Linked DNA regions of Mus musculus: region 2 is linked to region 1. The links are chromatin loops, found by intact Hi-C in ENCODE. Cell type or tissue: heart. All regions are shown on one strand. Links, peaks and the distances in the headings refer to the core of each region. The heading gives the core; the rest is flanking DNA.

Region 1 (7,772 bases), core at 1,373-6,372:
CTACTCCACCAACCAAGTGAAGCAGCCCAACTCGTCCTCTCCACTAGGATTCCTCTTGTCTTGATATCTTAGGACTCTTAACATTAGATTTGTATCTCTTTCCAAAGTACAAAAACGCCCAAGATGCCTGAAAACTAAAATCACCTAATTTCTTCATGGAAAATGACTTTAGAAAGTGTGAGGGGTGTGTGTGTTGGAGGAGGGCTCGGGGTGAGTTCGTCTTGATGTCCAAAGGGTTGTCAAATGTTTAGTGAATATACACAGGACACGCATGGGTTAAAATCACACAAAATCCCAGCAGTGAGATGGGGAAGTGGACACAAAGTCTAACTCCTAATGAAGAAGGCATTTGTGATTGAGGCATGCTCAGAAGGGGGAATTCTGTTTGTTATTATTATTATTATTACAATTGAGTGTCAGTGAGTTTATCAGTCAGGAGTAGTGGGCCAACTCAAAACGGACTCTGTTTTTGTCTGCATTTTTTGTTTCATTTTGTTGGCTTTGACTTTTTTTTTTTTTTGGTCTTAACATTTGCCTTTTTAGGTTTTGTTTGTTTGTTTTTTGAGACAGAGCATGAAGTTCGGTGGGTAGGAAGGTGAGAAGGCTCTGGGAGGAGCAGGATAGGGGAAGAGTATGTTCAGAATTTATTGTATTCATACCTTTTAAGTAAACAGTGAGTGAAAAAAACTGTGCTAGTCGTAGGGTTGGCACACTAAAAGAGGTATGCATTGGGCTAGAAAACTGTTTCCTTATTAGGCTCTGGTCTTTGACCTGTCTGGAGCTAGTCACAATAACACAGCAATACATTCTATAAGCAGTTTTATCTGGGAGAGAAAACTTTGGCTCCCACAACTCCTTTGATGCTCCTTCTCGGTCTGTACTAGAAAGACAAAGGAGGCTTTCAAGAGTTTCAGTGAAAAGTTAACCATAGTTCCCAGTACGGTGAATGCACGACGATACATTTGCTCTTTGAAAAGCATCTCAGTGGCTCTGGCTATTTTGGAATGGCAGGGCAAGCTGAACTTTTCATCAGGCTTTTCTTCCGCCCAGTAAACAGACAGTGGATCCGGAGCTCAGACTCTCCCAGCCCCCAAGTCTGGTCTCTTCTGCTTGTTGTTTATTGAATTGACTGCCACAGGGCTCCCAGCACTGCCCAGAACAAACGGACTCTAGGACCCAGCGGCTGCAGGCGGGCCAGATCGGTTGATGGCTTCCTGGGGGGGGGGGGGGGGGACTTTGCCCCCAGCGCGGGGGCGGGACGGCCGTGGCCCGGGCTGTCAGGGGCTACGGGTTCGCGGCCCGCCCGGAACAGTCTGTGACGAGCGGCCAGCGAGCAGTGTGGCGCGCGCCGGCGGCTGCGCACGGGGCGCGTGGGCGTGTCCCAGCGGGGCCACGCTACCTGCCCCACCCCCGCTGTTTCGGTTGCCCCCAGGCCGGGTGGCAGCGCGCGCCGGGGCCCGCGAGCCCTCAGCGGGCTGAGCTGCGCGCGAGCCGCTCGGGGCTGAGCATGCTGGGAGTCGTTCGGGAAACCGCCACCGTCGCCGCTACCGCCACCGCTACCGCCGTCGCTGCCACCGCCGCCGCCGCCGGCCGCGGTGCGAGTCCCTGAGGCACGGAGATGAAATTCCCGGCCTCGGTGATAGCGTCCGTGTTCCTGTTCGTGGCCGAGACGGCGGCGGCGCTCTACTTGAGCAGCACCTACCGCTCCGCAGGGGACCGCATGTGGCAGGTGCTGACGCTGCTCTTCTCCTTGATGCCCTGCGCCCTGGTGCAGTTCACGCTCCTCTTCGTCCACCGCGACCTCAGCCGCGATCGCCCACTGGCGCTGCTCATGCACCTGCTCCAGCTCGGGCCCCTGTACAGGTACGTGTCGAACCCACAACCGACCGTTAGGCCCCGGTCCCCTGGCTGTCCCCACCACTGCTGCCCCAGCTGAAGGAGGAGGGGACCTTGCCTGAAAAGGGACAGACAGGTGGCTTGAACCAGGGCTGACCCGCCCTGCCTTCCCAAGTCATTCCAATCTTGGGAATGAGACTGGATCCTAGCCAGTCAGTCGCTAAAACCGAGATGGCCCGGATTTCGGGAGCCATCGTAGACAGTTGTCACTCTTCACTTCGGTTTGGCCCAAGAGAGTAGCAGTTTTTGTCTTTATTTGGTCCCCTGAAAATATGTGGCTTTCTCTGTAGGACTGGCTTGGGAGGTCCTGGTACAAACGTTTGGAAGTTACTCTAAGGGCGTGTGCTGTTCAAGTCAGAGCCCTTGTGGGTCATTTAATTTAGTTTATCAAGTGTGTGGCACTTAACTGTTTATCAGGCACTATTCTACGAGCTTTGTGAAAATTGACTTAGTTCATCTACTCAAGGCTACAAGTCCATGTACTCTACTTTTCCCTTGGTGTGATGGGAGTTGTCTAGAGTGCAGACACACATACCAGAGATGTCTTCTGAGTGTGCCCAATTGTAAACATAGTCATGAAATGTGGTACACAAGGTGCCTTGAGGACAGGAACATGCTTTGTGTTAAGAGAAACCGCTAATGCCATTTCTGGAAAAGACATTATTTTTGTGGTTACCGCCGTTTGTGGTGCTGTGGATGGAAACCAGGTCCTGGTACAGAGTAGGTAAATGCTCCACTAGCAAGCTACAACTTAGCCCCAGAAATTAATCTTCATAAACACAAATCAAGAAGAAATGCACACTGATGAAACGGACTTGACCTTAATCTCAGAACGTGAAGGGAATTTAAATGTATTGTTTTCATATCTTTTATCTTACCATAGGAAAAGCAAAAGTTTATGTACAAATTAAAAAAAATTCACAATATTCAAACCTCACATGCCATTTTAAACACAACCTTTCTAGCTTACTGTACCGACTTGCAGTTCGACAGTTGTGGCAAACTTCATAAACCAGGTTTCCCATTCTTGAAGAGCCAGGAAATCCTAGAAAGGAGTGAGAAGAACTTGCTGTGGAGGACCTGACAGTCAGGGGCGAATCAGAAAAAATGGCTGAGGGCTACTTAACCCTTAAAGCCCTGCTCTTAATTAGCTGGTAGAGAATCCTCGTCCTTAACGGAGCCCCATGGTCCTGCTAGTGGTCCTGTTCAGTAAGTGAGATTTGACAAGGCCGTCATCATTTAATGCCATCTGTGGGGAGGGAACTCAAATTTGGGTGGGGCAACTGAGAATTCTCAAAAGTTCCTTGTGCTAAGTGGTTTGGTTCATACCTACATGCCTTAGCCGATTGACTCCTTGCCAGGAAGTAGGTATCTTTATTTGTAAGTTTATTATTTTGGTGGCGGAGGTTGGGTCTAGGGCCTTAGGCATACTAAGCCAGCGCTCCCTCGTTGATCCAGGCTTCCTCAGTTCCTGCCCCCATTTTGTACACAGGGCAAATGAGGATGTGGAACCTGTTCCCCAGACTTTCTTTCAAAATGCAATTAGGTCCATCATGTTCTCTGTGTGCAGTCAAAGAAAGGGGAGTGTGCAGTAGTGCATTTTATCAGCAGCTCCATCTTTATAGTTTTAAATGCTCAGTCATTTGTGGGCAACATTAAACAACCTAAAGTAAGAATCCTCTATCACCACTGTCATTTAGATGTGTCTCATAACTTTAAGAGTCACTCAAGCCAAAGTTAATAGAGTATTGCCTGTAAAAAACAGCAGAGCAACTGATGTTAAGGACAGTATTACCGAGTGGCACACGGTTGAGTGTCGCCTTTTCTCCTACACATCAATGTATACAATTTTCTCCTTTATTATAATCTGGTATCCTTCAGCTACCACAGTAGTTTTCTTAGAAAAACTTCGTTAAGGAAAGAAGTCTCCCATTCTAATATAGTTGATTCATATCAAGAAGGTACTGGACTTCGTTAAGTCTTTGAACTTAACACATACAAAATGCAGTTCCAAGATCCTTAGCTTCCAAATGAAAGGGAAAACAAAGTGGTCTTTTTGGTTAAGAGGACTCAAAAAGAACCTTAATGGGATTTCTCCCCACTGCTGGTTCTAATTTGAACTCCTAAATCATCAGCTTTTCAGAAAGATCAAATTATCCCCCAGAATGAGAGGTTCACATTGCTTCTCACTTCTATCCCTTAGCAGTGGCTTTTCGTAATGTTTTACGGTTGTTTGGGGTGGGGGTGGGGACAGTTTACTTCTATTCAAGTTTGCCAAACTACCACTTTTAGGGAGATGCTGTTTTTGAGTTCATGCAATATGATGATGAACCAAATTAAGTGGCACACAACCGTTTACTGAGTGTAACGGTTGCCTAACCATGCTTGAAGCCCTGTGTTAGATCCCCAGTATTGAGAAATGGAGGTGTCCAATACCTTCTACAGATGATCGTGGGCTAAACCTGTTAACTCAGTTCTGTGTCTTCTTTCCTTCAGGGTGACATGCCTAGAACTCCTTATTTCCTTTATTTACTGTAATTTTAGTCTTTAAACGCATAGCTATAGTTTCTGTGGTTCTTTCTACAGAAGCCTGGGTTCAAAAATGAACTTTGCATAAGTACCTTGAATTACCTTTGTTTCTAATTTGAAGGAAAAATCTTACTATAAGTTATGCTAGATATTCTGGAAAAACAGAAGGGAGATTTTTTTTTTTTTACCCTCAGTTTCCTATTATTGTCCCAGTTATGTTAACTTTCCATAAATTAATTGAGAGCAATAAGTATCAATGAATGACAACTTCAAGAAATCTCCTCCTCGTTTATATTACTAGCACAATTTAGCAAACAAAATGAGAGGTTAAAAAAACTAGGTTTATAATAAGTAGGTTAAAACAGTCTAAAATTGTTATGAAATATTGCAAAGTAATGCACAGTAGCATTTCTCTATAGGGAACTTCAAAAATAATTTAAAATAATAACAGTTCACATTTGTAAAGCAAAATACACATATTTTTTTAATTCCATCTACAGTAAAACCCTGTGAGCTAAGTGATAAGATCTTATTTCTGTAGTCCAGGAGTTTAAGCAATTGGCTTGTCAAAGTTTTCATAATATTGTCTATTTAACCAGCATACTTCTCTAGTGCAGCTTCTTAGAGCATGTGTCTCACATGGACATAGGGTGGCTGATTGGAAATCATAGTATGTCTTTGGCAAAAGTTTTTTCATTAGGGTCCTTGGTACCTCACATTATTTGTGCTGTCATCAATATGCCTGGTTTTGGCTAGGGAACAAACTGCTGTTGTAGTTGACAATTGAGTTATAGTATTCTTGAAAAATGAACCAAGTGGAAAACAAATTGGCTCAGGTTACTAATTCTCAGCAAGGATGGATCATCATGAGGTCTACAGACTAAGTTCCACTGACCAAATCATACCACCATCTGTTTCTTTAAATAAAGCTTTATTGGAACACAACTATAGTCATCCTTTATAGACTGTTTTAGCAATGCAGAGGCCGAGTTGAGCAGAGGACTGTAGAGCCTTACTTACCTGTATAGACATTACACACAAGCTTCCTGAACCATGGAGTACATGATACTGATTTTTATGAAAGATGCTTGTCCTCTAGCACTGAGCTAGGTACCTTGGGTGATTTTAGTCAAGTAGCTCATGCAGAGAATCAGCAATGAAAACAAACTCTGAACAAAATTGGAATAGTTGGATAAGTCTTGGCAGAATTTCAAGAGAAGCGTAGTAGTTTGTCTCTTATTTTTAAGTAGTAGTAGGAGGAGGTCTTGGGATGGTTCACAAATTTATAAGATATGAAGTATGAAGCTTTGTTAAGATACTCCAGGAGTGGTGGCGCATACCTTTAATCTCAGCACTCAGAAGACAGAGGCAGGCAGATCTCTCTGAGTTTAAAGCCAGCCTGGTTTACGTACTGAGATCTGCGCCAGCCAGGGCCTACATAGGGAGACCCTGTCTCAAAGGGGGAAAAGGAGACAAATGTATCTCTTTTCTTTTAAAAGATTTATTATTTATTATATGTAAGTACACTGTAGCTGTCTTCAGACACTCCAGAAGAGGGAGTCAGATCTCGTTACGGATGGTTGTGAGCCACCATGTGGTTGCTGGGATTTGAACTCCAGACCTTCGGAAGAGCAGTCGGGTGCTCTTACCTGCTGAGCCATCTCACCAGACAAATGTATCTCTTAAGAAAAGCAGTGGATTGTGAGAAACTCCACCTTCAGGGCTACCTGTGCCATTAGATTTGTTTTCCTGGAAAGTTTTTTTTCATTTGGATGGTTGATCTCAGAACTTTGATTCAAAAATTCTATAAATGATCAATTTTGCATAGTTTACTTAAGCATCAATAGAATTACATTATTCTTTTTTATAAATGATTTTTATTAGATATTTCTTCATTTACATTTCAAATGCTATCCCCAAAGCCCCCTAACCCCTCCCCCTGCCCTGCTCCCCAACCCACCCACTCCCACTTCCTGGCCCTAGCATTCCCCTGTACTGGGGCATAGAATCTTCACAAGAAAAAGGGTCTCTCTTCCCATTGATGGCCGACTAGGCCATCTTCTGCTACATATGCAACTAGAGACAAGAGCTCTGGGGGTACTGGTTAGTTCATATCGTTGTTCCTTCTATAGGGTTGCAGACCCCTTTAGCTCCTTGGGTACTATCTCTAGCTCCTCCATTAGGGGCCCTGTGTTCCATTCGATAGATGACTATGAGAATCCATTCTGTGTTTGCCAGGCCCTGGCATAGCCTCACAAGAGACAGCTATGTCAGGGTCCTGTCAGCAAAATCTTTCTGGCATATGCAATAGTGTCTGGGTTTGGTGGTTGATTATGGGATGGATCCCCAGGTGGGGCAGTCTCTGGATGGTCCTTCCTTCTGTCCCAGCTCTGAACTTTGTCTCTGTAACTCCTTCCATGGGTATTTTGTTCCCCATTCTAAGAAGGAACAAACTATCCACAGTTTAGTCTACCTTCTTCTTGAGTTTCATGTGTTTTGCAAATTGTATCTTGCATATTCTAAGTTTCTAGGCTAATATCTGCTTATCAGTGAGTGCATATCATGTGTGTTCTTTTGTGACTGGGTTACCTCACTCAGGATGATATCCTCCAGATCCATCCATTTGCCTAAGAATTTCATGAATTCATTGTTTTTAATAGCTGAGTAGTACTCCATTGTGTAAATGTAACACATTTTCTGTATCCATTTCTCTGTTGAGGGACACCTACAAACCCTTATTTCCTTCGTTCATTTAATTCAGCAGCTTTTAGCGTGCTCTACCATTTTCGTTGTTTGTTTTTGGTCTTTAAAAGTTCTAAAAAATTTGACTGTTATATCGCAAGTAAAGAACAGTTGTTATAATAACAGAGATGCAGAAAATATTTGCACAGTGGAGAAAATAAAACTTTAACTTGACTGCCTAAAGAGAATACTTTTTAATGATTTTGTTGTATATGTATATATAACTATATAACTACATATATATAACTATATATATATATGATATATATATAACTATATAGAAAACTATACATACTATATATAGCTATATGTATAGTTATGACATATAGTTATGAATATAAACTGTCAGGGAAAATGAACTTGGGTTCTAAGGGTTTGCTGATTTCCAAACTATACTTATTCCCATCAAGTCTAACCAAGATACTAGTTGTTTAATATCTTGGTTATACAATTTTTATTTAACAACTGGTACTTTTGAGTCAATGTAATTCAGTTCTGTCAATCTACTGTATGTACATATGTATTTATGCATAGATTGTATATATTTATATGTGTAAAATTTTCTCTTATAACTTGCTTCCCTTATCAAATATGATAAACTAGCT
Region 2 (7,772 bases), core at 920-5,919, 54 kb before region 1:
CATCGTTTGAAAAAGATTACACGTTTAAAAGCATTAATTTCTTTTAGCACACTATTTGGCTAGTTCAGTCATTTGTTTATTATACTTAGTTTTTCTTTTTCTTTTTCTTTTTCTTTTTCCTTTCTTTCTTTCTTTCTTTCTTTCTTTCTTTCTTTCTTTCTTTCTTTCTTTCTTCTTTTTTTTTTTTTTTTTGTTTTTTGTTTTTTGTTACAGCCACTCACCATATATCCCTGGCTGGTCTAGAACTTGCTATGTAGAACAAACTGGCCTAAAACTCACAGAGATCCACCAGCCTCCAGCCCCCTAGTGCTAGACTTAAAGTTGTATGCCCCCATGCTCAATCTATTGTTTACTTTTTAGTAACTAGATTTTCTTTTTGAAAGCATTTCACACACTTGGTAAGACAAAACAAAAATAAGCAAAACATAAAACAAACAAAATAACAAATGTGTTGAAGGTTATAAAATGGGTCTTCCTCTCACTTTAGACTCTCAGTCTCCAGGTTTCATCCCTATATCTCTAAAGGTAACTTAATTTTACCTACTTCTTCTGAATCTAACCAGTATCCTTCTAAAAGTATCCATTAACAGGCACACAATGCACATTGTATGTGCTGTGTTTATTTAGTTGACGCATTGTGTTAGGAAAATTCCCATGTCTACACATATAGTTTTACTGTAATCCTTTCTTAGCTACCCAGTACTTCATTGTACAACAATGCACTATGCTTTGTTTAATGAGCGCTGATCTGTGTATGTTTGTCCCCTAGCATACAGCACTGCAGAACCTAACACATACTTATTTGGATAACAGCAAAAAAAAAGTCATTGGAATTATTAAGGTCGTTTTTTTATCAGTGTTGCCAAATTCATTGAAATTAATTTGGCAGTGAATATTGGCCTTCTCCCTCAAGAGAATATGAAAGTTCCTGTTCCCCACCAGTGGCCCATGCTGTCAGTTTCTCTCATAATTTATGCTACTCTGCTAGATTGAAAATGGTATCTCATTTTAATTTGCATATTTCTAATTACGAAGATAAGCTTTGCACATGTCTTAAGCCTTTTGCACATCATTATATGTGAGATTGTACGTTCATTTTCTACTTATTCCATAGAATTTTTGTTCTTTCTCTTGTTTATAAAATTTAACTATTAATATGATCTGTTATATAGGTCCCAATACAAATGAAGTCATTCACCTGGCTTTTTTTTTCCCAATACATTTACGATTATTCTTTTTTCTGGCTTAAAAAAATTACATCTGGAAATTGTTTTATTTTTACTAAATTACCGTAAAAACAATCCCATTGAACCTCCTTTAACTTTGAAAAGAATGATGGTCAATGTTACTTTAGTACGTAGTGTCTGATACAGTTATCTAGTATCAACTGTGTCCCAGTGTTCTGAGCATCACCTTTCTGGCATTCTTGTTATTGTTTTTGCTGGTTTCCTTTTAGAATGGTATCTTGGCCTGCCTCTGGGGGAAATACGCAATCCCACTGCACTTGCCTTCAGCAGCAGGCGGCCAGCAGTGATGGAGGACCCGCACCTCCATCAGGTATCCAGGGAGGCAGACATCACCCTAACTCTTCACTACTTCCTCCCCAGCACACTTAAGAGCATTGGGGAACTCCCAGGCAGGGTGTGGATCAGTTCCTGTTCACCACCTCTCTGTGAAACCCTTTCCTGTGTGAGACTTGGCCTTCTTTCAGCTGCCTATATATGGAGAAAAATCTACATCATTATACACAAGGAAGATTGAAGGTATTGGAAAGAAAGCAATGGTTTGAAATTGGAGAACTCTTTTGTATGGTAGCTACCTCACTATACTGCTGAGTGGTATTAACCTATACTATTTGTTTGGACTGTGAAACTGATCATCAGATGGGAGAACTAAAGACTAGCAGGATTAATTCTTTTTAAACATTGGACAAACACCCCCAAGACTTAGTGACTTATAAGCTTTTTTCCTACCTCATTGGGAAACTGTATGGATTTACGTTAGTTCCACGTGTTTCTTGGTTTCCCTTACATCTTCATTACCTGTATTATGTTCTCATGGCAAATACAGAAACTCCTCAGGACAAACGAAACTACATACCATAGTGAACTCACTGAGGCCAGTTTGAAGGGACTTCCGAGTTGCTTCTGAATACTCATGATAAAACATGGCATCAACACAGGTTCATGCACCCCAGAACCTGACAACACTAGCCAAGCAGGTACTATTAGACACTCCGCAGCAGCCTAACTCCATTCCCTTTAATGGTGATGGATCTTGCCATCTCCAGTAGAAGTTTACAATACCAAGTTCATTTCTAGCCTCCCTTCTTGCCACCATAGGTAGTCATATCACACAGTTCTGGTGAGTAAAGCAGTAAGTATACTTCTGCTGGGTGTTCCTGGGAATGTCCCTGTTTCGTTTGAACAACACAATTTCTTAGTCCTTCACAATTCTGATCTACATATCGGAGCTGTTCACAAAGCTGTTGTGTTAGTCAAATTTCACTTCATAAAAATTAGTGGTTTATAGTTAAGATTTTTTTATCAGTAGGTTTATGGATCATCTAGTATATAGCTCTACTTCAGGCACGGGGCTGTGAGTAGTTTCAGCTGAAGCCCGTGTGTTTCATAGACCAGAAGCTATACAAGGTTTTTCAAATTTTGGTCATGTCACTAACATACCTTTGATTAGAGCAATTCAAATGATCAAGACCACCGGTAGCAGACAGACAGGCTGTAGCTACAGTGGGACACTCTGATATTATGACAAAGATGAGAACATGCAGTTCTATCTAACTAGAGTGAAGATGAACAAACCCCCAAAATAATATCATGATGGAGCCAGTGTTGGTTTTTAGAGACCTTAGACAAAAAATAGTGCTTCACTTCCCTCTAAAGCATGGTTGCTTACTAGGTAAGTTTTTTTTTTTTCCTAGAAGACTGGAATGTGATTTAATGCTGACATTTCTTGAGGTTGTTGAGTGCATGAAAATAACCCAGACAATAGCTCCCTGACAAAAGAGATTGTTCACTAAGCAAGTAGCGATTATCTGAAGCCATGAAGTTTTTATACACCAATCAATAATCTATTATCATTTTCCTGTGTTTTGTTTTGTTCTGTTCTGTTCTGTTCTGTTCTGTTCTGTTCTGTTCTGTTCTGTTCTGTTCTGTTCGTCTTTGACAAACGACCCTTGCTTTTCTGATCCCGTCCCAGGAGCACTGCATTTTAGGCTTGACTTGGCTGTTTCAGAGGCGCCCTCTGCTGGAGTGAAACAGTATTTTGTTCCCAGGAGGTAAAGATACCTTCCCTTAAGCGCCTAGCCTGGCAGAGACTTGAAGTGCCATGCTGTGTGTGGGGTACCCAGTGGGTACAGAAGATAGGAGAGGGGAAATGGGGAAAGGAATTTGGGAGGGGTGACCGGGATGGGGGCAGTGAGTGGGATGTAAATTGAACAAGTAAAAACATCTAAATTAAATTAAAAAAAAAGATACCCTCACTTTAGTTGAAAAGAAACAGTAATAAACAATTTGTTCCATCTCTAGGCAACCTTTTCATACAATGTTTCTGGTAGCATGGCCTGAACTTACCTGTCACAGTGGTATATACAAATTGGTACTGATTATTTTTTCAAAATAGAGCCTTACAAAAGAACCTGCTTTTTAAAGAATTTTTAAAAGAAATGTGAATTGTTAATAATAAGCAGATCCCTATTTCCTGTGAGTAATGAATGCCCTTTTTACTTCAGTTCTAACAGCCGCGGTTTTAGAACATCTGGGAGTATTATGGGCAACCCGTGACAGGCCTATTTAGAGGTGCTTGCTAAGAGGAAATTATCCTGAGTCACCAGGTTTGTTATGTTTTGTAGGTATACTATAATTTTCCATAGAGAGAAAGTGAGCACATATGCAAAGCCGATCTTTTCCCTCCCAGGAGAAGCTACTTCTCTGGGAAGACACACACATTCTTAAGGCTATCAAAAGGATATGTTTTAGAATTTTTTTAAAAAATAAAGTCACTTTTCATTGGCTAACTTTATGGTACTTCATTTCTGCTTTGGCAACATGCCATATATGTCTTGTTCTCTTTTCTTACTTCTGTACTCTGTTGGGGATATATATATGTGTGTGTGTGTGTGTGTGTGTGTGTGTGTGTGTGTGTGTGTGTGTGTATTGCATTTAAAGGACTTGGTAGGGCATTCAGTGAGTTCTGAATTAGCTGATTCAAAGAAGCTTCTATACAGTAATATAGAGAGTGATTTCATAGCTATATTTGACTCTTGTGTTATGCAGATATTTATAAGATTGGACTTCCACTAATATCCCAGTTACAGATTTGGAAGTCAAAGAATTGTCAGAAGAAGCCCCACTGGCAACCTCTATGGACTTGTAAGAGACATACAATCTTGTGCTACACACTGCTTCTGCTGGTGTGGATGCTGAACTTTATCTAGACTGCTAGTGAACTGGTATACTCTGTGATGTCCACAAGCCTGATTTGGAGGAAGGCGGAAATGTGGTAATGCCAACAGTGAGGCCTATGAGATAGTGCTGGCTTACCAGACTCCACTGTAGTCAGGAACACCTTACTTTGCATTCCACTAAAGCCTATGACTAACACCCACAGGCTCAGAGCCAGTTTGCCCATTAGCTTGATAACACTGGGAATTTATAACACACTGGGAATTGTGCCCACAACCCATGTCCTGAAATCAGAGGTTATGATCATTTTTTTAAATGATGTACACAGTGACTTTGGCTTTATGGACTCTGACTTCCTATCTGTCTACCCCTCTGTTGACTTGACTGATATTTCTGACTTCCATAGTACATTGAACTTATTGGCTGCTCACCTTTGGTTCAGAGTCTGACATTCTGAACTTTCTCAGTTGGGAAGTAGCCAGGCTTAAGCAATGACACACCTTACTGTTGAACCAGTGTTAAAAAAAAGAGTCTGACTCATTAGCAATGGAATTGTAGAGTCGGCACGATTTTTAAACTCTTGGGCAATAGAAAGTCACCACATAGTAACTTACTTGTAAAAGCAGAAGAACCAATATATGAGTTAAATACTGTATTTTTCTCAGTGTTATGTTCTATAAGGGCAGCACATCACTTCTGGGGGTCTTCCTCCCTCATATGTACTAGCTGAATTTCATAATGAGAATCATTCAAATTAATAGCTTATTAAATAAATTGCTCATACTCTCATTTTTAAAAAATAAAATCAAGAGGGAAAAAAAGAAAAGGGCTTAAGATTTCTTCCAAATTAATGAAGTATAAGGGGTTATGACAATTAAATGTCCCTTTTAAAGTAAATGGCAATGTGCTATAAATTCTGGATTAACTCCTGTATTAGAAAATGAAATAGCCCAGTGGAAAGAAGACAGCATTTTCAACAAAGGGTGCTGGCACAACTGGCAGTTATCATGTAGAAGAATGCGAATTGATCCATTCCTATCTCCTTGTACTAAGCTCAAGTCTAAGTGGATCAAGGAGCTCCACATAAAACCAGAGACACTGAAACTTATGGAGGAGAAAGTGGGGAAGAGCCTCGAAGATATGGACACAGGGGAAAAATTCCTGAACAGAACACCAAAGGCTTGTTCTGTAACATGGAGAATCGACAAATGGGACCTCATAAAATTGCAAAGCTTCTATAAAGCAAAGGACACTGTCAATAAGACAAAACAGCAATCAACAGATTGGGAAAGGATCCTTACTAATCCTGAATCCTATAGGGGGCTAATATCCAATATATATATATAAAGAGCTCAAGAAGCTGGACTCCAGAAAGCCAAATAACCCTATTAAAAATGGGGTACAGAGCTAAACAAAGAATTCTCAACTGAGGAATACTGAATGGCTGAGTAGCACCTGAAAAAATGTTCAACATCCTTAGTCATCAGGGAAATGCAAATCAAAACAACCCTGAGATTCCACCTCACACCAGTCAGAATGGCTAGGATCAAAAAATCAGGTGACAGCAGATGCTGGCAAGGATGTGGAGAAAGAGGAACACTCCTCCATTGTTGGTGGGATTGCAAGCTGGTACAACCACTCTGGAAATCAGTGTGGCGGTTCCTCAAAAAATTGGACATAGTACTACTGGAAGATCCAGCAATACCTCTCCTGGGCATATGCCCAGAAGATGCTCCAACATGTAATAAGGACACATGCTACATTATGTTGATAGCAGCCTTGTTTATAATAGCCAGAAGCTGGAAAGAACCCATATGTCCCTCAACAGAGGAATGGATACAGAAAATGTGGTACATTTACACAATGGAGTACTACTCAGCTATTAAAAACAATGAATTCATGAAATTCTTGGGCAAATGGGTGTATCTGGAGGATATCATCCTAAGTGAGGTAACCTAATCACAAAAGAACACACATGATATGCACTCACTGATAAGTGGTTATTAGCCCACAAACTTAGAATACCCAAGATACAATTTGCAAATCACATGAAACTCAAGAAGAATGAAGACCAAAGTGTGGACACTTTGATCCTTCTTAGAAGGGGGGAACAAAATACCCATGGAAGGAGTTACAGAGACAAAGTGTGGAGCAGAGATCGAAGGCATGACCATCCAGAAACTGCCCCACAGTTGTGGGGTTAGTTTTTTTAAAAACCCTATTTTAATATGGGTTCTTAAACGTTTTGACACCCTTCTAGCCCACTGTCCAAAGGAAGGGGAGAAAAGATGGTAAATAGGACCTGTATGTGGACCTGTTTAGAAGGAGTTCTTTGAGGGTGATTCTAATCTCCGTTTGTCAGAATACTAACAGTCTAGTTTAGTAATTCTAGGGTACCAAACACAAATAAACAGCAGCGGCACGATCCAGCAGAAACATCCAGGCCTCCACCTAATCAGTCTGAGTCAGTGGGAGCAACCAAAACCAGCTGGGACACCAGGAGTTCTTTGTCATATCCCTCTGAATGAAGAAAAGATCAGTGAAGACTCATAAACAACCACCAAACCAAGACACTATTGCAGATACCAAGAGCTTGCTGACAGGAGCCTGATATAGCTGTCTTCTGAGAGGCTTTACCAGTGCCTGACTAATACAGAAGGGATGCTCACAGTCATCCATTACACAGAGCACAGGGTCCCCAGTGAAGGAGCTAAAGAAAGGACCCAAGGAGCTGAAGGAGTTTGCAGCCCCATAGGAGGAACAACAATATGAACTAACTAGTACCCTCCAGAACTCCCAGGGACTAAACCACCAATCAAAGAAAACACATGGTGGGACATGTGGCTCTGCTGCATATGTAGCTGAGGATGGCTTAGTAGGTCATCAATGGGAGGAGAGGCCCTTGGTTCTGTGAAGGCTTTATGCCCCAGTAGAGGGGAATGCCTGGGCCAGGAAGTGGGAGTGGGTGGGTTGGGGAGCAGGAGAAGGGGGGAGAGGATAGGGGATTTTCTGAGGGGCAACTAGGAAAGAGGATAACATTTGAAATGCAAATAAAGAGAATATCTAATTAAAAAATAAATAAAAATAAATTAAAAAAATAAAATGAAATATCTTTAAGAGACATTATTGGTATTGTCAGAAAATTTTGAAAGATGGACTGTGTTGATATTCTATCAGTGTTAAAATTTCCAACTTTGATAATTACATTGTGGTTAGGCTGGAAAATGTCTATGATTATATGATGTATATACTGAATTATTTGTAGACAAAGGGGTATTATATCTATAATTTATACTCTATATGCCTTTTTACCCCAAATAGATTGTAAAAACAAATGTGTCAAAATGTTAA

Evidence for each region. A loop is a pair of places that touch in the nucleus more often than their neighbours do. Peaks named below come from ENCODE experiments on the same cell type or tissue, not always from the same donor. Only the 100,000 strongest peaks of a DNase experiment are listed, where the experiment ranks them.
Region 2: a loop joins it to region 1, with 6 times the contacts of the local background. A loop is called at or near these places in 2 of 42 quality-filtered maps.

What each region holds. Positions count from the first base shown.
Region 1 is chrX:9,271,372-9,279,143 of GRCm38, forward strand. Xk (X-linked Kx blood group) reads left to right here and starts at 1,413. Exons shown (of 3, transcript NM_023500.2): 1 at 1,413-1,863. The coding sequence starts at 1,619. In heart, for the core only: no CTCF peak of the experiment used is centred there; no DNase peak of the experiment used is centred there; H3K4me3 peaks cover 1,189 bases; H3K27ac peaks cover 813 bases; H3K27me3 peaks cover 767 bases.
Region 2 is chrX:9,218,135-9,225,906 of GRCm38, forward strand. The region is part of intron 1 of Lancl3 (LanC lantibiotic synthetase component C-like 3 (bacterial)); the gene reads left to right. Among named protein-coding and RNA genes, the nearest start is that of Lancl3, 22 kb to the left of the region's middle. In heart, for the core only: a CTCF peak has its summit at 3,268 (motif pointing left); no DNase peak of the experiment used is centred there.